Linked DNA regions of Mus musculus: regions 1 and 2 are each linked to region 3. A link is a loop called in an ENCODE intact Hi-C map of the cell type or tissue named here. Cell type or tissue: heart. All regions are shown on one strand.

Evidence for each region. A loop is a pair of places that touch in the nucleus more often than their neighbours do. Peaks named below come from ENCODE experiments on the same cell type or tissue, not always from the same donor. Only the 100,000 strongest peaks of a DNase experiment are listed, where the experiment ranks them.
Region 1: it touches region 3 in a loop (4-fold over the local background); 2 of 42 quality-filtered maps call a loop at or near these places.
Region 2: it touches region 3 in a loop (4-fold over the local background); 11 of 42 quality-filtered maps call a loop at or near these places.

The regions. Positions count from the first base shown.
Region 1 is chr14:74,640,189-74,648,188 of GRCm38, reverse strand. Htr2a (5-hydroxytryptamine (serotonin) receptor 2A) reads right to left here and starts at 7,315. Exons shown (of 3, transcript NM_172812.3): 1 at 5,845-7,315; 2 at 3,001-3,201. The coding sequence starts at 6,256. Gm41210 (a long non-coding RNA gene) reads left to right here and starts at 7,343. Exons shown (of 3, transcript XR_874820.3): 1 at 7,343-8,000. In heart, CTCF peaks have their summits at 4,625 (motif pointing right) and 6,935; DNase peaks (open chromatin) are centred at 1,578, 1,828 and 4,658; H3K4me3 peaks cover 2,172 bases; H3K27ac peaks cover 1,377 bases; H3K27me3 peaks cover 356 bases.
Region 2 is chr14:74,704,718-74,712,717 of GRCm38, reverse strand. Htr2a (5-hydroxytryptamine (serotonin) receptor 2A) reads right to left here. Exons shown (of 3, transcript NM_172812.3): 3 at 5,859-7,123. The coding sequence ends at 6,321. Among named protein-coding and RNA genes, the nearest start is that of Esd, 24 kb to the left of the region's middle. In heart, a CTCF peak has its summit at 3,455 (motif pointing right); no DNase peak of the experiment used is centred here; H3K27me3 peaks cover 310 bases.
Region 3 is chr14:73,521,135-73,529,134 of GRCm38, reverse strand. It overlaps Nudt15 (nudix (nucleoside diphosphate linked moiety X)-type motif 15), which reads left to right and starts at 3,886. Exons shown (of 3, transcript NM_001360484.1): 1 at 3,886-4,075; 2 at 5,641-5,837; 3 at 7,461-8,000. The coding sequence starts at 3,921. The coding sequence ends at 7,621. Gm41209 (a long non-coding RNA gene) reads right to left here and starts at 3,833. Exons shown (of 3, transcript XR_874819.2): 1 at 3,589-3,833; 2 at 3,226-3,298. In heart, a CTCF peak has its summit at 4,238; DNase peaks (open chromatin) are centred at 3,904 and 4,164; H3K4me3 peaks cover 1,567 bases; H3K27ac peaks cover 873 bases.

The DNA.
Region 1 (8,000 bases), 1.1 Mb before region 3:
TTTGCTAACTCTGAGTTTTACTCTTGTAAGTTTCTCCATGTTCTGACTGAAAACTACAGGGCATCTTGGTGAGCGGATGGAGAAGTTGACTAATTGAATTACAGTATTTATTTTACAAAACATGTATAGGTTCAATCACCACAGTGTGCATTTTGAAATCAGTTTCATTTGTTGACTATACACGATTAAAAAAACAAAACAAGACAAAACAACAGGAAACAATTCCAGTTGGACTAAGGATCCAAGCATAAATCCACAAACTGAAACCTCAAACCCAAAAACAAAACAGTAGAACCAGAAGCAAGAGCCGAAAAGTCAGCAGGAAGTGAGTCCCGAGCTTCTTCAGGACCCAGGGTAGAACTGACTTTTTGTTTTTAGCATTTCTTATCTGATTGTTTCTCAGAGCATCATCTCACAGGTAGTTACAAGGTTGGGTGACCTCTAGTTTTCTTAAATTTAAGTGTCTTCTACCACAGTTGGAGAGGTACTTGAATACACACTCTGTCATCTGGTTTACTCTAGCATAACCAAAAGGACAGAGGGATGATCATTCCTGAACACTTCTTTGTAGCGATGTCCATTGGTCAGCATCCTTACAACCATTCTAACCTGTCTCGCTCCTGGGATGACAGCCAGAAAGAGCTAGGGCAGACAGCCTTATTAGGTAGTAGAAAAAGTGCAGATTTTAGAGCTGGATTGGCCTGAGATGACTCTTGGCTCTAAGTGTTTCGATCCTGTGCAAGGGACTTACCCACGAGGTGCTCTGTACAGGACTGGGTCTGTACATTTTTCAGAATAAATGTCTAACTTCTGTTAATGGTGTCACTATGAAGGTTGACAGGGATGGAGAGTTGTTTTGGCCATGGGTAAGGTAACGAACTCTGGGACTGAAGAGATGGCTCTGTGGGTACAAGTCCTTGCTGTACAATGTGAGGGCCAGAGTTAGATTTTCAGCACTCATGTAAATGTGATGGGCTTCCTGTAACCCTAACCCTCAGGAGGCGGAAGCAGAGACAGGATCCCTGGAGCAAAAATAGCTGTCTAGACTGGTCAAATCGACAAGCTCTGGGTTCAGCAAGAGACCCTGACTCATAAAGTATAGATAAACTAAAGAGGGTGCTTGACATCAACATTTGGCCACCACATTGAATATACAGACACATGAACACACACACACACACACACACACACACACACACACACACACACACACACGGAAAGAAAAGCTGATGGGCCACTTCAGTTTATGCTCGGCTAGCAGGACAGTCTATGCAGGGAAGACAGTGTACTTTGCTGCGTGAATTGCACTTGACCCTTTGACCTTGCTTCCTTCTCTGATAATCTGGCTCATGTGGTCCTCAACCGTGGACCTCTCTTAGGAACACCCAGCCGTTTAAACCTAAGAATTCTCCAGAGTGGTGACAAGCAGCTTGGATGGACACCTGCTGGCCGCTTTACCCTCCTGTTCCAGGTGAGGAGGAGTCCTAGGTTGCACAGAACAATGCCATCAGCCTTTTCTTGGATCTGAAGCTGTCAGCTAAGGGAGGTGTGCTACACTCAGCAGAAAGAGGAGGGCTCCGTGCCAGCAGGCTATAGCACTTGTGAGTCAGACCTGTGACCCAGGAAACCACAAGTCCTATTTCCTGAGGTCCCCCGACGCATCAAACAAATACAACGGTATTCATCTGTGCTGCTGACCTCTAGTGATAACTTAAGGCTCAAGGTGAAAAACTGGTGAGGTTTTCCCAAAATGTGCAAAGATGCTGTGTAACCATAACCCGTTGTTGTTACCATCAGAGCCAGAGAGTGCTCACTGTGCTCACACTTGCTGCACACGCCCCTCATTTCCCTTTTAGAACACCCGTTCCTCTTCTACAAAGTGGAGATGACGTCACATTAACTCCTGTTATTAGCAGGAAGGAAACCAAGGAGCACAGACTGTGCTTGCTGATAAGTATTTGAAAAAATCGCTTTTATTTTATGTGTTATGGACGTTTTACCTGCCTGTATGTTTGCACACATGTGTGTTTGCACACATGTGTGTTCCTGATGCACTAAGAGGCCAGAAGAGGGGGATGAATCTCTTGGAACTGGGTGGTGAGTCACCCTTGTAGGAGCTGGAAGCAAGGACAGCGATAGATAGATAGCTCTAATGTTAATGTATCTCTCTGACCCCCATTAATAGGTATTTTAAATTACAAAGTAGTAGGTAGCATTAAATGAGCTCTGGAATTTTAATCTACCATCAAACCCTGCACTCTTTCCAGGAAGTAGATACCCCAAGGGCCTTAGCAAACATAGCGTTTCCCTTTGAGAAGCTTTGAGACTTGACAGCAGGTCTCAGGGAATCTTTGATTACAAACTAAGTATTTTGAGGTGACAGGTAAAATTGACTTTGCTGCCTGAGAGCTGCTCCTTTAGATCCTATTTATAGTGACAGGAGATCAATGCTAGCCAGAGGTAAGTGTGTGTAATCGGGCCTAACAGAAGTGGGTTGGAATCCTTTGGTGTGGATGTCACAGCAGGGAGAAAGGCCACAGAGGTACCAGGCAGCTGCAATGCCCAACCCTTTAAGCCATTTCCCTCTGTCCTCAGCTTCTGCCCCCTTTCTGGATCCTCCTTCAAGGCCAATGCTGTCTGGGTCAAGTGCCCATATTCCTTAGCAATCACAGTCCAGTAACGATAGGTTTCGGGGAGACCCAAGGCTTAGAGTGTTGAGCTCGGATGTGAGAAAGAACACAGGCATTCCTGCCTTAGGATCCGCTGCTGTGCTTTTTCTTACGTGTGCAAAACAATATGGACAGATGCCGTCAGCCATTGGCATCTGCAGCTTCTCCTTTCCTAGAACGACTCCAATAACCATGAAGTGGAGACATACCTTGCAACACATGAAACCACAGACTCAGAGAGTCAGGTTTCACCACAGCCATGTGGAACGTGTCTCCCGGGAAGGGACAGACTCTAGTTTCAGATGCCACCCTGCCAGGTGGTCCAGCTTACCTACGGATATGGTCCACACCGCAATGATTTTCAGGAAGGCTTTGGTTCTGGAGTTGAAGCGGCTATGGTGAATGGGGTTCTGGATAGCCACGTAGCGGTCCAGGGAGATGGCGCAGAGGTGCATGATGGACGCCGTGGAGAAGAGCACATCCAGGTAAATCCAGACGGCACAGAGCTTGCTGGGCAAAGGCCACCGGTACCCTGTGGGGCAGAAGTTTAGCATCAGTGAATAGCTAGCTTCGTGCTTTCTGCAGCGTGTAATCTATACCCCAGGACTTACAACTTGGGGACAGGTAGAGGTGACAGGCAAGGGAACTACAAGAGACTTTCAATATTTAAACCAACAGCCAGTGTGCACTGTGATGGCACGGGCAGGGGAGTGCAGGGTTGAAGGTTTCTGACCTGTGGAATTGCATTAATGAAGGAGGAATTTGCTTTTTCCTCTGGAATGGAGTCTCTCTCACCCTCTACCTGGTCAAAGCCACTTTTATTTAGCAATGTGTCCAAAGTTATGTTCTGAGCCCTTCAATTGATGTTGCCGGTCACATACAGCCTTTATTTATCCACATAATTTTCTTTGGGGTTAGGGTCCCTATAGCTAGTCTAATCTTAGTCACTCTTAGACATGTCCAGTCTCACATAGACAGGCAATTAGTGGCTGTGTGACGAATCGTCTTCAAATCTCTTGAATGTCTTTTTTTATGGTGCACAGTCCCTTAATGTGTCTTATTAAATTTGGGGCATGTGAGAAACATTGAGGATGGTGAAGAATATCAAGGGTATCTGGACTTGGAGCTTTGTCTCAGGGCAGTGCTCAAACTACAGGTGACAGCTGGTTTTCGCAGGTGGCTCCTTAAAATGGAGACCCACCTCTGGCGATTCTGCTTCCGTAAGTCTGGAACAGGCTGGGAAATGTGCATTTTCCAAAAAAAAAAAAAAACAAAACAAAAAAAAAAAACTTAAGAAATCATACTGCTGAGGCTGGTATTGGCACTCAGGGAACAACCCCTGCTTAGGGCAAAGGTGACACTCGCCCCCCTCCGATGTCTCACAATCAAACAGTATAGCTTTGGGCCCATTTAAATCATTCTCTCTGGAGGGTGGCTAGAGATGAAGCCCCAATGTCAAAGGATTTTAAAACTCCCCAGAGTCCAAGGCAGGAAGCTTGGCAGGTTCTCTGCTGCCTGAGATGCCTTGGTGACATAAATGAAGTGCCCTGCTCCTTTCTGAGTGTTTTGGAGAGGACCAGACACTTGGATAGACTGTTGGTTTGTTCTGCTAATGTAAGGAGCAACAATATTACATCTGCCTGCGAATAGGAAGGAAGATTAGAGATCAGTACTTTCTTTAGGATAGTTTAGAGCTCAGGCTAAGCAGACCCTCCTTTTGCACAAGTCTTATTTCTACCTTGCTGCCTCCAGGGGTATTCAGAAAAGGAAAGGATGCTGGACCTAAATCTAATCCCAAATCTTCTAGCTTTAGTCTCAGGAAAGAAACTTCTCCCCTTAAAGTTTCTTACCAAAGGGTAAGAAGAGAATATTTGTGCAAGACAGGTTTGTGAATTGTGTGCTAGGGCCAGCCTGGCTAAGTGTCAACTAGACTCTAGGCTGCATCCCCAGAAGTCGTCACTAGGGGGCAGCCTTGTACCCCGAGCTGAGTCCAGGGACCTGCTGCACTTCCTACGTGGCCAGGATTACCCCTGCTGCCCAGCAGGTCCCTCTGCCTTCCTGCTGTGGTTTGGGTTCTTGCAGAGTCACCCTGCTCACCCCATAGTAGGGTTTGCCTCTGAGGGCTGGCCAGGGTTTTAGGAAGTGAGAGCATCTCTCCCGTGGCTGAGAAATGATAAGCAAATTTAATGGAATTATTTGGGTGTGTCATTTGAATGGTCAAGCCGGGGCAAATGGATGCTTGCTACTCCTGGCTTGCTTCCTTCTTCCTTGAAGCTTTTCGGGGCTGGATGGACATGTTCATATTGTAGCCTCTAGGACTTGGCCAGAAAATTCCCCTGTAAAGGTGAATTTTAGGGAAAACTGCCTGTAGTTCGGGTGACTGCCAAGGGCATGTGCCAGTAGTGCGAATATTCTTTCATTTGCTCATTGTTAGGAGGGATCCGGCTGTATTAGTCACACTTTGAAAGAGTCTCACATTCTGCCCCTCCATGAAAGCCATCCCAGTGTTTGCTGACTTCCTGGGAAGTTTGACACTGTCAAACCGTAGCAAGGAAAGCAAGACTGAGAGCTTTCAGTTTGTTTTCCACCCTCCAAAACCAGACAGGAGTTTATGTGTGTGCATTTTTTAAAGAATAACTCAAAGGTTTTCTTAGATATTGTCTTCTCTGGGCTTGGGGGGGGGGAGGGGGCAATTAAAACCAGAGTAATTCATTTATTCTAATGGAGACTCTGAATATTTTAACATTAAACCCACTCCTCCAGCACTAATGCTCTCTCTGCAAATGTTCCAAGGTAATTGGGAAGGTTTTACCACTCCATTAGAAGTGCTGAGAACCCGGTGAGAAACAGAAAACTGTTCTGTCCCGAGGCTGGCAAATAAAAGCAGGAAAAAAATCGCATGGGCACAGAATGACAGCTAAATTATGCTCACAGAGTATTGGAATACAGGTAATAATTTCTCTACAAAGATGTATCCATTCTAAGACACACAACTCACCAATGACCAGGTACTAGGCTGTCTGACTTTTTTTTTTCTCTCAAGAAAAATAAAATTTTAAGACTAAAACAAAGTTTCCTGTCTATTTCTCTCCTGGAGCCCCAGTCCCTCCACTAACAGCATGCACAAGCTCTTTGGGACTATGGTGAGGACAGCTGACATGCTAACACCACTCACCATACAGGATGGTTAACATGGACACGGGCATGACAAGGAAACCCAGCAGCATATCAGCTATGGCAAGTGACATCAGGAAATAGTTGGTGGCATTCTGCAGCTTTTTCTCTAGGGACACTGCCATGATGACCAGTATGTTTCCCGCAATGGTGAGAATAATCACGACAGTTGTCAATAAAGCAGACCAGTTTTTTTCCTGGAGATGAAGAATGGAGAGGCATGTCGGTGGGAGGTACCCTTCGCAGGAGAGGTTGGTTCTGTTTTCAGCATCAATTGTCCAGTTCGAGGCTTCGGAAGTGTTAGCATCCCTGGAGTTGAAGTCATTAGGGTAGAGCCTCGAGTCGTCACCTAATTGCATTAAGGAGTTTGGAATTGAGCTCAGGGAGATATTGTCTTCACAGAGAATTTCCATGTCTAAGCCGGAAGTTGTAGCAGATGAAGTGTGGAGAGACTAGCGAGTCATAGCCGGGGCTCACCATTCATCTTTACGTCCTGGAGCTAGGGCATGCTGAAGCGGAGACCTGTGTGGCTCCTCTGGCTGCTTTCTCCTCTTCCATAGTAAGAGTTACAGAAGTGTGATGGCTCTTGATTATGCCTCGCTTCACAGTGCTAGGGAGAGTCCACGGCGGAGCTGTAAGTTCTCACGGAAGCAAAGGCAAAAAAAGCAGTGTGGAGCATTTGGAGACACAAACGTGTTCCTGGTTAAGGAAGAAAAGTTTTGTATCCGGTGAGAATCTTTCAGCCAATTCTCGGGTTGGATATGCTGCTTTCAAGAGTTCAGCCATCACAAAGTTAAAACAGCATGAGATCCAAAACGAGGAGGGAGGGCTGTGTGCCCTCTATATTAATTAAGGAAGTCAATTAAAAATCCACGCAATGTTAATGCCATCATAAGGGTTAACCCTTTTTAGTCTCAGGCAGAATCGCCGCAGCGATGGTCAGGAATTTCAGCTTGTATCTCTGGCTCAGTTAACGAAAGGAAAACGCATCCCGAAGCGCAGCAGAGAACTTTCCACATCAGAAATTCTCGCGGCAATGACGGCATTCTAGCCAAGCGTGACTTTAAGCAGAAAGAAAATCCCACAGCAGTAAAGGACAGCAGCCGAGGAACTTACATTCATTGTCGCCAGGGTCCGCTATCCTGTGACTTGCCTGTCGCATGGTGACTAGGCCAGTGTGGAATCCCCTCTCTTTGAGCTTCTAGCAGCATAAGATGATAGTAATTTGATTTCTGTTTCTGCTGACTTCAAAAACCGCATGCCGGTTCCAGCACGGTTGAAGTCTGTGCTGGCTGCTTCTGCTACTGCTGAGCTTGGTTGGGTCTTCCCTCCCAGAGCCTGGCTGCTTGCTGAGGCGAGCGCACAGAGAGGAATCAGTCACTAGGGAGCCCCTCTCAAAGTCACACAAAAGAGCCGCAGGGAAAGTAGGAAACGCTGTCTGTATCAAGAGGCTCCCGGAGCTCCAAAAGAATAAGCCCCTCCTGGTTGCCTCCTTCCTCAGACCTCCCTCTGTCACTGTGTCATAACCTGCAAGGTGGCAACAGCCAGGAAGGGCGGACCAAACAACCCCCTCCCCCGCGCGCCCCCATTCTTTCTGCTACAGGTTAATTAGGAACCTTTCCTTAAAAAAAGAGAGAACAAGGAGACAGCTTAGGGGACAGCAGGCAGGAGGGGTACATGGCAGTCATATTTTTAGGCTGAGGGGTGAAGAATGAGAAGATAAATAAGGCTAGAAAACGGCATGTCCTGGGATCTGGGAGCATCCAGCACTTCTATCCAAGCCAGTGATGATGTGTCCAGGAGGGATGGCTGACCGTGGCGACATGAGTTCAGAGGAATCAGGAAGTCTGTGGCAATAACTGATAAACTATCAGAACAATTTTTAGTTACTTAAATGCATTTAAGCACACACACTATTGCTATGTGTATGCATCCTGTAACTAGCTTACTTTTCTTCATCTCAAACCTGTCGCCAAGAAATAATGAAAAACTTCATGTTAGAAAATGAAGGGTTTTGTTCTATTTTGTTCTATGTTTTTTTCCCCCAGAAGTGACCCTAATGATAAAGCGACTCACATGCAAAAGAAGCTCTCTCCCAAGTGGTCCTTAAAGGAAGATAGATGCACTCATGACAGATAAGAAAATGGATTACTTTCT
Region 2 (8,000 bases), 1.2 Mb before region 3:
TGGCTAAATGTGCAATTAAATAGAACCCAAGTGGCTGACTACACCTGGGAGGGATTTTTATTAAACTGGGCCATTACCAGTAGGGAGACTTTAAATCCACATCACTTGAGGTCAGAGGACCCACCCTAATTCTGGGCCATACCTTCTGGTGGCGGCCTATGTAAAGAACAAGAATGGAAGAAGCTTTGACTCTGCCTGCTCACCCTCAGTTTTGTTTCAATGGAAGCCTACTTATATGGGATCTGATACTTACTGAAGACCAGCAGAGATATCCAGCCTTGTGGACAAAGCAAACTACTGGCTTCTTGGACTAAGGAACTCTAATAAATCCCTTGGAATTTTACATATATATATATATTTTACATATTTATATGTATATAAATATGTAAAATATAATATATATATATATATAAACTCTTCATTCATTCTATCAGTTTTCCCCTCTCTAGGGAACCCTGATTAATATGGAGAGAAAAGGCATTAAGAGAGTCTTAATCAGCTGCAAACTCTATGAATTGTAATGTTAACCTGCCAGACAATGCTCACTGGTGCAAAAGTGATGATTGTTATGGAGTGGTGAATGAAACACCCTAGAAAGAAACTGAGCCTTCAGCTGCACCTCTGCAAGGATGATTAACTGACTAGCACTTCAATGATTGTGGAGAGGTCCAGAGCCAATAGCATTTATCTTGAGCCATTTAGTCCCCTAAACAGGTCTGTGTCTGATCTTACAGTTGGTGACTATCAGATACCTTTGGAATGTACTAACTTAACAAAACCCCTGAGTATCATTGGATAGCATATGAGGTCTATAGCTGAGATTTTTCCTCTGTGCTGTAAATGCCAACTTAATTGTTTTTACCAATGTATTTTTAAAATGCTTGATTTACATCTCCTTTTGTTTTACTACTGTATGTTACCATGTTGTAACATGGAATTTTGGGTAATCAAAATCAATGTTCCCAGGCTGTACTCGTTCATATTTTTTTTAGCTTCAAAGTCAACTATTTCTTATTCCATTCGCAAAAGAGAGTGATGTTTTTGTGTTAACAGGGTAGCCAGCTAGTCTCTGATTAGACTTGAGGTCCACTCCACAGGAGGGGATTCATGCCTGGCACAGTTATCCCAGTAAAAAACAATGCCAGCAGGTCTTAGGCCCTAGGTGGAAACTTCCTATTGTATAGCTGCCTTCTAATATTTACTTCTATAGTAAATTATACCCATAGACAAATACTAATCTTAGCCTTAATCAGAGAAACCTTTCTTTCCAGTGAGCAGAATTGAATGCAGAGAGAATTGAATGCAGAGAACCAAGCTGCTCTCCCTGCTGACACTAAGTGATAGCTGAGTGCTGAGCCTTAAACACAACATTTTTTTTTATTTTAATCACCCCTGGTAAGACTTGGGGGAACACTGAGTAAAAGGAGAAGAAATAAAATGTAAGAGCCAGGAGATGAAGCAAAAGTCTTTGAAATGCTACTTCCTGGGCATGACAGCCATTGCAATCAGGATCCCACAGCATCTGAGGCTGCCTCCGTTGGACTTGCACATCTCTAGATCTGACACTAGTCCATTGTAGGTTAGGAAGGAGCCCCCAGAGCCCATCCCCCTGCTGAAATATCGGCTACCTGTAGCTTCTGGACAAGAGTCAGTCCTTGTCTTCAGAGCTGTGCCCATGGATGAATCCACCAAGCTCCAGTTAACAGCTTAAAACCCACGCTCACATAAATGGTCCTGGTTAGAACCAGTGAGCCATAAAACAGAAGGAAAGACATACATGAATATGGGAAAGGGCTTGAAGGCAAGAGGAGTTTAGCAGGGCGGGCGGGAGGGGGGGAGGGTATAAGGGACTTTTGGGATAGCATTTGCAATATAAATGAAGAAAATACCTAATAAAAAATTGGAAAAAGTAAAAAGAAGAAGGAGAAGGTGGAGGATGAGAAGAAGAAGAAGAAGAAGAAGAAGAAGAAGAAGAAGAAGAAGGAGAAGAAGAAGAAGAAGAAGAAGAAGAAGAAGAAGAAGAAGAAGAAGAAGAAGAAGAAGAAGAAGAAGAAGAAGAAGAAGAAGAAGAAAAAGAAGAAGAAGAAGAAGAAGAAGAAGAAGACGACGACGACTGGGGCTACAGCCCAGTGGCAGGATGCTTACCTAGCACTGTAAGATCCTAGATCCAATTCTTAGTATCTTAATAATAAAAACAAAAACCAAAACTAAAGCAAGCAAACCCAGTTTTTACACTTCCAGTGTGTTGCAGGCTGTCAGGGACGGCTATGATCTGCGGTAGCCATCTCTGTCAATTAGGCAGGGCGTGACCCAAACCTGTGCATCCTAGAGACATTCCAATGAGGTACAGGGTGTTTAGGACGACTTAAGCTTATAGCCAGTGTATAACAAGAAGCAAATGTGGAAACAGGAGAGTTTGGGTTCTGAAATGTCCTTCTTCTCCCACTTGGATGAAGCACTTAGGGGTTGGAATCAGATGGCCCCGGCTTGAAGTGCTATATTTCTTATTAGTGGTGTGGCTTTTGACACATCACTAACTGAATCTCAGTTTTCTCATTTTCAAAATAGACTATTCCTACCTTTAGGCTAGATGTGAAGGAGTCCATGTATGTAAAATAAACAAAACAGCTGAACACATGGACTCTACAGTAGGTAGGTGCTCAACACATAACAACCTGGAAAAAAAAAACTACTCTCCCTCTTTGTAATTATTTCTACACTTTTTTTTCATTAAATTTTTTTTTTGGAAACAAGGTGTCATATAAAGCCTTGTAATCTGTAGGCATCCTTCCCCCCACCTTCTGATGCTGGGGTTACAGGCATAAAGCCCTGCTTTGTTCCTACACTTAAAGGTGCAATGATGAGTCATGTGACTTTCTGGCCTGTTTAATGATGTTACATATCCCTGTTTAACTATGGTTCCTGTGCTGGTGTTTGTGTGTGTGTGTGTGTGTGTGTGTGTGTGTGTGTGTTTGTGCATGTATGGTAATGCATATGCACACCTATATGTGTGTGTCTCTATATTTCTGGGTTGTATCAGTAGGACACAGAGAACCTATGTGACTGGAAGCTGACTCATGACCGTTAAGCTGATGCAGGGGATTCTAGCATTGTGAGATAGTTGAAGCCAGAAGCACAGGTTGTTGCTTTCCAACTATCCCCAACTTGAAGACCTGGGAGGTCTGGGACAATTCCTTCTAGCAAACACAACTCTGGAGTCAACTTTTTTTTTTTTTAAGTGGACTTTATTTGCAATTAATCATTCATTCTTGAAATATTTTAGAATAGATTAAAACCAGTACATAAAATAAATCTTCACTGTATTTGTTACATTATGGCACAGAATAACTTAACACTTTTATAAATATGTTTCATCAGTGCACAAAATGGGAGAAGAACCCTTTTGCTAAAAGCAGCCCGGTAGCAGTTTGGACTACAGTAGCATTTTTCAAAACTGACCATGAGATGGCGCTGTGGTCCAATAGATTATGTAAGCTTTAACTGAGTTTTTCTTAAATATGGCGTTGAATCCCTTAAGTCTAGTAGACTCTATCAATCAACTTAAAGAAGAGTGAAGTTTGTTACTCTTTTAATAATATTGACTAGAAGTGAATCCTTTCATCATGGATCCATAAATCATTCAATGGTTATTTTTTTCTCCCCTCCTGGGGAGAGGAGTATATCTAAGAAGCCATAGATGTCTAGAAGTACCAGACTAAAGAGAGGCCTAAAGTTATCATTCAACTTCAGATTAATAAACTGAATATAGACATTTGTTTTCAACACCCTGATAGAATGGTGTTAAAATCTTTCCTTATATTAAAGCATCTTCCAGTTTATTTAAAGTGTACCTCTGTTACACAGTAACCTCCTTTGGCCGTCATGGAAGGTCATGGGAATATTAGAACATTAATTCACATTTAGATCAACATGATTCAAACATGCACATGTGTATGTTTTCACCACTTGCTCTTCTTCATATAAATATATAAATGTTGAATAAAGTGCATGGAACATGTCTGTACATATATATACAGGTACACGTTTTCTTATATACCCTTTAAGAGATAGTTACAGAGAGGGAAAAGCCACATACACACTGGTAATATATGTGTAGTCAAAAGACACCTTTCAGCGGGGTTTCTGTTCATTCTGATGAAGAGTAAGTTCATGGAATTAGAATCTGCACCCGTTCCTTCATACGTATTGGCATGTGCAGAGTTTCAAACTAAGGCAAAACACATTAGAACAGGCTTCTTAACACTTCTATTTTTTATTAGTCAGTATAGTCTAATCACTAAGGACTAACTTCTTTCAAGTATAACCTTGGGACTGGTGACATGTTATAAATTTTAGACCTGAAGCCATGACCTTCATTCAAAGTGTCTGTAAAGACATACTTAGGAAAACCTTAATTTCCAACTTACACGATGAAGTTTTCTACATGCTTTAGTTCCTAAACCTGTAACATTTCCCAAAGGCTTGCAACAAAACACCTTTGTAGCCAATAAGGATGTTTCAGCCTTTTACTCTGTCTCAACAGTAATGTGCAATTCACCGGTGTGTCACAGTGTCATGGTGGATTCACTATAACTGGCCTTAGTCTGTAGTAGCCATTTCTACTGAACGTTATGGTAGCTGATACTTGCCTTTTGACTGGAAGCTAGTGTCTGTCAGAGCAAAATGAATGTAGTTTTAGAGGGAAGCAACAAAAATATTGCTTTTAACCTTGTATTTATAAATTGGACCCAATTTGTGGTGTTTATTTTTATGCATTACATGCAATCTTTGATTCAATTGATATTTTCCCATTTCCTTGTTTCCTTGGCAAATATCTATAACCAATGAGAATTATTAAAAAAAATTCTCAAGAGTTGATACAAACTCTTTTCTGAATCAGGTAAGGAAAAAATTGAACTGGTTGATTCTGAAAATGAATCTATATACTTTTTTTTGATAACAACCAATTAAGTTGTCATTTTTAATGCAAAAATCTTATATATCTTTTTTTAAATATCCTTATTAACTAAGAAACTGCTCCACTCATAAGATACAGTCAACAGATCACTGTGGAACCAAGCTAACCCATTTTTATAAATAATATAAATACATTAATCTAAAAGTATCATTAAAAAACCCTATATTTATTTAGTTTGGAGACAGAGTCTCTCATGCAGTCCACATTGGCCTCATACTAGATAAATAGCTGAGGGTGACTGAATTCCTGATCCTCTCGCCTGCACTTCCTAAGTGCTAGGATTACAGCCATGCACCGTGGTGCCTGTTATGTTATGTTATGTTATGTTATGTAGTGTTGGGCATCCACACTAGGATTTCCTGCATGTTAGGCAAGCACTCTTTTATCAACTGGGCTACGTTGCCAGCTCTTTGAAAACACCAGTTTTACCTGATAACTGTCAATATGAAAGTCACTTGAGTTTTACAGAAATAACCTAAGAAGCTACTGCTAACAGCGAGAAACCTGAGTTTAATGTTCAGCTGTGACAGTCAACTCTTTGTACTGGTCACTGCTCAAAGGGCGCATGCGCAACACAGTCATTTCCCTAGTGAGTTACCAAATACCTCCGGGATGCTGTTTCTTTGAAGCGAGTTCTAGAACTGTACTTGGAAAAGTAGAATTACCCTTTGATAGTTTACAGAGAAGAAAAATATACGAAATAAGACCACATTGCAAATTCAGGTAAAGCCCAAGAAGTAGAAGAGAAAGCAGCGAGTTATTGAATAACATTTAAGACCCTTCCACGTCTGAGAATTAATGACAAATGCAGCAAATGCCAGCGGTCTTGTGAACATTTCAAAATGGCATCTATGAAAAAAGCAAGAATGAAAAATATCGTCAAGTATTTCAATGAATTGTATTAGCAATACAAATGTCATAATACTGTCTATTTTTCTTTTCAAAATATATGTTGTGGTGAATTTGAAACACTCATTTTTGTTTTTAAAGAGGCTATTCATTATTTTCAGTATTTATAGCTATTTTTATATACAACAATATGTCACCAACTTACTCCCATGCTACCCATCAACAACATGGCAGCCCGGTTTCTATTTGACAATAGAAGTTAATTAGATGGATTTTATGCCTCATTACAATTGTACAATAAAGGCCAATGATTTTAAAGATCTCATTGGCAATGTTAAAAGCATCACAACACTCCTAGTTCAAATGCTGTCCGGACATTATAGTTGGTCCACTGGAGTAGTCTAATTTGATCTGAGCCTCCTTATCCTGCCCCCACACACGTGGGTGTAAACTTGTTCACACACCCTGGGCAATCGTCCCAGCATCCGGTCCATCACACACAGCTAACCTTTTCATTCACGGTTTCAATATTGTCTGTACACATCTCTTCCGAGTGTTGGTTCCCTAGTGTAACCATGGAGCAGTCATTAGCTGTCGGCTCAGCATCTTCCTGTGAGTTCTTTTTTTGTCCCACCTGGAGCTGACTAGACTTGTAGGCCAATGTTGGTATAGTGTTCACTAAAATTAACTGCAGCGGCTTTCTGTTCTCCTTGTACTGGCACTGAATGTACCGTGAGAAGGCGGACCTATAAGTTTTATTGAACAACGTATATACCAGTGGGTTGACGGCTGAGGAGAGATAACCAATCCAGACAAACACATTGAGCAGGGCTCCAATGACATTTTCATTGCAGGATTCTTTGCAGATGACGGCCATGATATTGGTGATGAAGAATGGGCACCACATTACAACAAACAGAAAGAACACGATGCCCAGCACCTTGCATGCTTTTTGCTCGTTGCTGATGGACTGCATCGTCCTTCGGCCTGCGTAGGAGCCTGGCTCTCTGTGGATGGACCGCTGGAAGAGCTTTTCTGATGACAGAGAACTCTGAGGGAGGAAGCTGAAGGAGGATAATTTGGCCCGAGTGCTGAGGTCACTCACACACAAGGTGGCTTCTTTCTGAAGTGACTTGATAGTCAGGAAGTAGGTGATCACCATGATGGTTAGGGGGATGAAAAATGCCACAAAAGAGCCTATGAGGACAAAGTTGTCATCGGCGAGCAGGCAGCTCCCTTCCTTAAAGACCTTCGAATCATCCTGTAGCCCGAAGACTGGGATTGGCATGGATATACCTGAAAAAGGATGAAAAGTGAGACAGACCATCAAGGGACTGAGACTATGAAGGTACAAGCATCACCACTTAATGCCTGGTCAAGAAAGTGATGCCAACTTACTTTAAGAGTATTACTTCAATGAAGATTGGGCTAATTCTTATTCTATATTTTTTCGAATTATATTATTTTTTACTTATTAACTGGCAAAAACACATGCAGAGGCAAAGTGAAACAAATACAAATGACCGCTAACACCATCATCTAGAGATCAACAGACTAACCGCAGGGACAGTTTAACATGTATCACACACATGACACATGCAGGAACATATGCACGCATGTACTCCCCCCCCCACGTACCCACACACGCACGCGCTCACACACATATGTACTCGTGCACACACTGGGCAAGAGGACAAGGGTCTAGTTTATCTACTTTTTTTTTTAACTTCCCACTTCATATTATACTATCAGCATTCACGACTTCTTCTGTAAACTTATAAGCCTAACATCTTTGCTTTCTAACAAATTTGAAAAATATAAAAAGGTAACAGTGAGTAAAGGAAAATCGCACTTATTCTCACCACCAAGGTGCCTAGGTTACTTTTGTTTGCACAGAACTTTCTGTGCAGTTTTAGGTCTCCCTATGGCATTAAGTATTTATGATAAAACGTGTGCTTGTTGAGACAGGGTCTGATACTAGCCTGGGATAACCTCAGACTCACATTGATCCTGCTTCAGCTTCTTGAATGACATGAGCCACTATGGCCATTTTTAAAGTTGAACATATTCTAAACTACTTTTGAAAGACATTTTCCAATATTAATTTCAAGTAAGTCAAATGAACTTGGGTTAGTTTTATAAAGTTTTTACTTTGGAAAAATTCTTACATCTG
Region 3 (8,000 bases):
GGAAGAAGGAAGTTTGTGACCTAAAGAGGAACCAGAGTAGATACTTAGAACTATAGATAGCTGAGTTACACCCATACACAAGTATTTACAATGGCCTAGGGGGGAGGTAGACTATACAATAGACTAGAGTAGGAAATATGACAAGGGCACAAAGCCCTTGCCCTTGGCTTCTAAGATTAAGTGGACCTTAGGTGAAGCTGTTTTTGATCCCAGTTGTTAACATTGAATTTTATGCCAGTTTGTTCCCACCAGTCCTTCCGTGTTTGCATTCCTGTTTTGTGTAAGAATCCAGTAACCTCTTTGTACCTTGCTAGTTTGTCACTCAACTTCCCTATTTCCTTCTGTATAAAAAGTTTGATGCTGGATTTGACAAATTACATTCAGATCCACATTCCCTTGTGTCTGTCTGTCAATTCCCACCGACTCCTTGTCCACCTGCAACCAGAGACCCATTCCACGCAGACAGGGACCAAAGAGGGTCTGCGGCACCTCACTTCATGACTTTTCTGCAAGTTCGATTTGGGCTTTTAAAAAATGCTAGATATACTGAGGCTTAATACACATGTAGCAAATTCCCTCTTTATATAACAAAGTCTTTTGAGTTAAAACACACAGTCATGTTACTAACATCATAGTTTATACATAGACATTTCAATATACTGGAAAAAATCTCTCCAGTTTGTTATTTTTGTTGTTGTTGTGAAAGGAAATAAAACTTGAGACCTGTGGTTCATGTAATTTATGTCAAATAGCCCAAAGAGTTGTTTGTGAGCTTTGAAACCTGGGGCCGAGAACATAGCAGAACAGGCCAGGTCATGCCCGGGCAGGCCCGTCATTACATGTCCTGACTGGCCTAGTGCCTCCCTATCTCCCACCCTTTGGACAGTCTGTTGATGTTTAAATGGACCAATCATGTAAAACCACACCAATCCCTCCCCAGCCCCACCCCTTTTCTATAAAAGTCCCTAGCTTCCAAGCCTCAGGGTCGAAACCACTGTCTCCTGTGTGAGATATGTTTCGAACAGGAGCTCCGCCATTATGGCTCCACCATGTGGTCAACACCTCTGTCTCCTGTGGGAGATATGTGTCGGCCCGGAGCTCCGTCATTAAACTACCTCATGCTTTTACATCAAGATGGTTGTCTGTTCGTGATTCCTGGGTGCGGGCCAAACGGATATTGAGTGGGGGTTTCCCCACTAGGTTCTTTCAGTTGTTTGCAGTTACCTCTCCCTGTAATTAAAGCCTCAGGCAAACACTGATCTATTGGCTCTGGCTATTGGCTGTTTAGTCTATTTCAGATTACCCTCTAAGTGGAATTATCCAGCTTCTGTATCTAATTTTTTTCATATAGCATAAAGCAATTGAGATTTGCCTACACAGTTGATGGTATCCACACAGTGTTCCTTGTTTCTCAGCAATTTTCCATTTATGAATGTGCCATAGTTAATTTATTTATTCACCATTAGGGTAACATTTACTAATTATAAATTAAGTTACTGCAATATTTCCACACATATCTTTGTATTAACATACACTTTCATTTGTCTCAGTCCATTATCTAGTAGTGGAATCATCAAGTTGTATCACACAAATATACTTGCTTTTTATGAAACACAGTATGCTTTCCAAAGTGGTTGTTCCATTTTGCACTTTGACCAAAATTAGCCAGACCCAAAGGCTATGCAGCCCAATGAACCCCTGTCCTGTCAGAGCAGCAATTCCTAGGCCATGGAGCTCCATGCTGGGCTTCACATCTTCCCAATCAAATGCACTTCTCTGCCACCACAAACCTGGGAATCCACGGCAGGAAAGAACTAGAAAAACAACTCGCCTTATTTTCTCTTTTCTACCTTCCCGGTCCTTTACCCTCACTCAGCCCTTCCTTGTCTCCCCTTCTTTTGCCGCTCACTGTCCCTCGATGTAATTTGTTTACAAATATACAGATATACTGTAGGCCACAATCCGCACTTAAGGAAGAACATGCAGAGGTTTTCTTCTTTCTGAGACTGTGTGACCTTGCTTAATGTTATACATTCCAAGCCATTCCATTTTTTTCTGCCAAAATATAAATTTCATTTTTCTTTAGACCTGAATAAAATCCATGTTATATATTGTCTCAGTTAGGGTTTCCATTGCTGTGAAGAGACACCATGACTAAGGCAACTCTTATAAAAGATGACATTTAATTGGGGCAGGCTTACAAGTTCAGAGGTTCAGCACATTATCATTATGGCAGGAAACATGGCAGTGTCCAGGTGTACATGGTGCTAAAGGAGCTGAGAGCTCTGCATTTTGCTCTAATTACAGTCAAGAGATATTGTTTTCCAGTAAGTTAGGAGGGGGTGGGTCTATATTTAATTTTTTGAGAAACCACCACACTTATTTCCATAATGTCTGTGTTAGTTTGCTCCCCTCAACACTGAATAAGGGTTCTTCTCTCTCCACAACTTTTCCAACATTTGTTGTCAGATCTCTTGATGATAGCCATTCTGACTGGGGTAAGATGGTATCTTGCCCAGAGTTTCTATTCCTGCACAAACAGCATGGCCAAGAAGCAAGTTGGGGAGGAAAGGGTTTATTCAGCTTACACTTCCAAATTGCTGTTCATCACTACAGGAAGTCAGGACAGGAACTCAAGCAGGTCAGGAAGCAGGAGCTGATGCAGAGGCCATGGAGGGATCTTTCTTACTGGCTTGCTCAAGTTGCTTTCTTATAGAACCCAAGACTACCAGCCCAGAGATGACACCACCCATGGTGGGCCCTCATGCCTTGATCACCAACTGAGAAAATGCCCCACAGCTGGATCTCATGGAGTCACTTCCCCAACTGAAGCTCCTTTCTCTGTGATAACTCCAGCCTGTGTCAAGTTGACACCCAAAACCAGCCAGTACAGATGGCATCTCAATTCCTCAATGGAGATAGTCAACACTTTTAAAAATAGTTATTATTTTTGTTTCTCGTTTTAAACTGTCTATTCATTTGCACATTCGTTGATTGGCAAAACTTAGGACTTTGCTAAGCATACCTAATGGATACTGAAACTTTCTAATGGATTACTATGGTAGTTTAAATATGCTTGGCCCAGGGAGGTGTGTCCTTGTTGGAGTGGTTGTGGCCTTTTTGGAGGAAGTGTGTCGCTGTGGGAGATGGGCTTTGAGATACTTCTCCCAGTTGCTGTTTGAATCTTTTCCTGTTTGAATTTAGAACAAGATATACAACTCTTACCTCCTCCAGTGCCACGACTGCCTGGATGCTGCCATGCTTCCTGCATTGATTATAATGGACTGAACCTCTGGACCTACAAGCAAGCACCAATTAAATGTTGTCCTTTATAAGAGTTGCCTTGGTCATAATGTCTCTTCACAGCAACGGAAACCCTCACTAAGACAATTACTTAGGATACAAATTAAGTATACACTCAGATATATGTGTGGAAATATAAAAACTAACATTTCAAAGAGTTAAAGCTGTCTCTGGAAGCAGGGCTAAAAGGGATAGTGTCTGTCCTTGGGCAGTTTTGTACTATTGGGTTTCTAAAATTATGCACACATTAGTAGAAATAAAGTAATACTTTTAAAGTAAACCCACCCGTCCAAAGATTTAAGATGTCAATCTTGTTACAGCTGATTTCCCCAAGTTTTTCTTTTCATATTTCAGTTTTAGTTGATGTATATTTTTATCTACTATAATTTGTTTTTCTCTAAAATATGAATTTATCCTAAAGAAACTTAATTAGTCTCATTTACTTCCCCAAATCATCTTTCAGTACTCTTATGTTAGTTATTTATATGGTTGTTTCTGCATGATCTATGCACCAGGCGACAGGTGATTCGTGAGACACAACACTCAGCGAGCAATCAGCGAGGCTCCTGCCGGTTCCCGTACAGCTTCAACGTCACTTCCGGGGTCAGCCAAATGCTATGGCCGCTAACGCAGAGCCGAGGCGGCGGCCAGGAGTTGGGGTCGGCGTGGTGGTGCTGAGCTGCGAGCATCCTCGCTGCGTCCTTCTGGGGAAAAGGAAAGGATCGTTTGGAGCCGGCAGTTTCCAGCTTCCTGGGGGCCATTTGGAATTCGGGTGAGCAGGACGACCTCCGGGAAGCGGAAGCTTCGGGAATATCACTAGTCCGCACGCCATTCTCGGTCCGTGTGACGCGCTTCAGTGCGCAGTTGAGTTCCGCGAGCTCTCTACGGCCCCGGTGTCCTCCGGGATCCAGCCAGGAGGGGGTGCTGTGCCAGTACCCGGGCCCCGTTAGTCCTCGCTCTGCCCTCTCCTGGCTGCAAGTGGAAGTCGTTTGTATTTCTTAGTGTTTACAGAGAAAGTGGATGTTAACTGGGACTTTTCCTTTTGCCCCATGAGATTTAAATATATCAGAGTTTTGTGAGGCTGGCCCCGCCGCTTCTGCGATGTGGATGTGTCAGTCCCACAAAGGGGGAAGGGTAGCTAAGTCAGTTTCTGTGCAATCGTGAAGAAACCCTGGCTCTGCTCAAAAATGTGTTCTAATCCGAGAGTGTGCCTTAAAATACAATAAAAGTATCTAAGACATCCAGATTCGGTGTGATTTCCTTTAGTCTTGTATAGTAATATAAAATAATGTAGTGTTATAAAACACTTGGAAGGTAAAGCTTCAAGCCTTCCTACGCCTTATCTAACAAGCACCATACTTGATTCTGTAGACAATTTCAAAGGAAATCTGAGACTTCCTATTATGTAATTATCTGGGTCACTATTATCTAATAGGCTTATTTAGTTATAAGAGACCGAGATCTGCCTGCCTCAGTTTTCTGAGTGTTGGGATTATGGCGTGATGGATTCACTGGATGGAGGAGCCTCTCACTGGCTCTCCATGACAGGGAAACATTACCAGGCTGACAACTTCCTTCCTCTTGATGGTAACCTGTACTTTCCTATGTGGCCTGGAAGTACAAGTGTTGCATGCCCCTTAATGCTAATCATCTCTTTCTCTGTTGCCTAATTGCCTCAATTTTTAGGCTTAAACTGGAATTTTGAAGCATAAGGAAGGCATTTAATGCACTTTCAAAACACAACCCGAAAGGAACATTAATTAATGTTTCTTTTTTTCCTGGGTACAGTTGACTCAGAAGCCTGGGTTTTGTTGTTGTTGGGTTGTTTTTTATTGTTGTTTGTTTGTTTGGTTGGTTGGTTTTGTTTTGGGTTTTGGGGAGTGGTTTTTGTTGGGTTTTGTTTTTGTTTTTAGAAATAGGGTTTCTCTGTACAGTCTTGGATGTCCTGGAATTCCCTCTGTAGACCAATCTGGCCTCAAACTCACAGAGGTTCACCAGGCTCTGCCTCTAAAGTACTCGGACTAAAGGCGTGTACCACCACCACCCAGAGAAAGCCTGGGTTCTTACCTGACACACTAAACTGCACCCTTGCTGCCTAAGTCTATCTCCAGACCTAGGAATTAATGCTGTTGTTAAGTGTTAATTTTTGCATAACCTAAAGCTCTTTGGGTCTTCAAATCACTAAATATAGAATATGCATAATGTCAAGATGGAAGATTTTTTTTTAATCAGTCTAAAGCATAAACTAATTACCATTGCTTTTACTGTATACCATAATTTTCCTACCAGGACTCTCACCTCATGTGTACACTAAGCAGGCTGTGTTTCTTTTTCCAGTGAGACCTGGGAAGAATGCGCTCAGAGAGAAACCTGGGAAGAAGCTGGGCTTCACCTGAAAAATGTGTGCTTTGCCTCCGTGGTAAATTCTTTTGTTGAGAAGGAGAATTACCATTATGTTACCATATTAATGAAAGGAGAGGTGGATATGACTCATGATTCGGAGCCGAGGAATATGGAGCCTGAAAAGAATGAAAGTAAGAGAATCAGATACAATAACGTATTATTCTTCAGAGAAGCATGGTTAGAGTATCATTGCCATATGAAGAGAATCGGATTCTCTTTGTGTCTATGACCTCGAAAGTTCCTGTGTTGGAGCTAAGAAGGTGACTTTAACCCCAGCACTTGGGGAATAGTAGGGAGAGACAGAAAGATCTCTGGGAGTTTGAGGTCACTGGTTTACATAGAAAGTTCCAGGCTAGCTAGGTCTATGTAGAGACACAATCTCAAAAAGAGACAAAAACCAAAAACCTATGTTGAAATTCCAGTCTTGGGGTGATGGTGACGGGGCCTGGGCTTTGCTGATTCTGGGCCCTTAGTGAGATGGAATGTCCTGGAGGAGCTGCAACAGACGCTTCTCACCTCCTTACCCCTCAGCAGGACTGAGGCAGAGTGAGAAGGACCAGGTGCAGTCTTCAGAGGCTCACCTGCCATGTGCAGATGCTCTGAACTTCCCATTACCTCCCAAAATGGCAGCGGCAGCGGCGGTGGCTAGGATCCACTGTTCACCACAGGACTGAATGAAGCACTGCCTAACAGGCCACAAATGGAATTAGTGCTCACATGAACGAGACCCCAGAGAGATCCTCACCACGTCCTCCATGTGAGGATACAGGAGGAGTATGGCTGTCCCATGAGCTAGGAAATGGGCCCTTACCAGACATCACGTCTGGCCAGCATCTTGATCTTAGACTTTCAATCTGCAGAATTATGTGAAATGAAAGTCTGCCGGCTGTCCTGTTAGAGCAGCGCAGAGACAATGTAGAGATGGGGAGATGTGTAGATCCCAAGGGATGGAAGATACAGATACCTGTGCTCCTGTCATGGTTCTTGCACTGTCGCTGTGATTTAGGGCACAGTGAAACCACCATGTTGGAGTACTCCATGGCTAGAAAGAAAGGCTCATCTGGGAAATTGAAAGATGCTATGGATGTCTTGGGGTTGGGGGAAGCATGGACTCGAAACGTACAACACAGAATAGTGAAAGGCGGGGAAAGCCTTGGCAGTTTTAAAGAACTAGTCTGTGCTGGGATGAAGCCTGTAAGCCAGACATCCTGGAAGTTTAGCGTGGGCGTGGGTTGTAGGGAAGTGGGTGGTCGCTAGCTGTGGGACTTCAATATGTGTTCATAGGTAGCTAGATGCCGTGCTCGCTGTGCTGTGGAGACAGGGCAAATGGAAGCTCTTCCTGGCAGAAACCCAGCTCACAGGTTTTGGAGGAATGCTTATGAGGCTTGAGTGTATCTATCAGCAATCCTGTATCCCTGATGGGCATCTAGCCTGTAATATAGACATAGGCAGTGGCCCCATCTCGGGGGTCCGGTTTGGATCTAACAGTTCTCTGTGAAGTTACTTGGCCAAGTTACTTAATGGTGGGCCGTTTTCCTCATCTGTGAACAGTAGACACCTCAGATGAGTTCAGTCAGGACTGAATGCTTTGCTACATGAGACCCTGTCTCAAACAAAGAAACAAGAAACACTCCACTGTTTTCTTGGTCACCTTTCTCTTCCCAAGCTCTTCATTCTAAATGTGGGTTTTATTTGTCCAGCAAATGCCTTGCTTTCTGCCGCTTCTGCGTACTGACTGTCAGTTTCCCTTCTAGGTTGGGAGTGGGTTCCATGGGAAGAATTCCCTCCCTTAGACCAGCTTTTCTGGGCTCTCCGCTGTCTAAAAGAGCAAGGTTATGACCCATTTAAAGAGGACCTGAACCACCTGGAAGGGTACCGAGGAGAGCACCTTGAAAGGACCACGAAGACTCCTTGATTAAAAACAAAGTCTTCAGGAAATGAAAACTTCTGTTTCAGGACAACTCGATTTTATCCATAGAGCCACGTGGTCACCAGTTTATCTGCAGTCTCCTGATATAACTCAAGAACCTTAAGAAACTCTTCCTGGGGTGTGCCGCTGAATTGTCCTGGTGGCATAGAATAAGGTGTGTAAGGAGCTTGCAGTTCATTATCTGCACTTCTGCATGGCTTCCGCTGTCCGCTGCATGGAGGCGAGCGTAATAGATTGCCTTGTGCTAGTTCAAACAGAGGTCGGAACTCAAATATGGCCATTCAAGTTCAAAAGCAAGGCGCCTACTGCCAAGTTCATCAAGCTTGATGTTTTCCTTTTCCCTTTCAGCCACTTGAAAAGAACT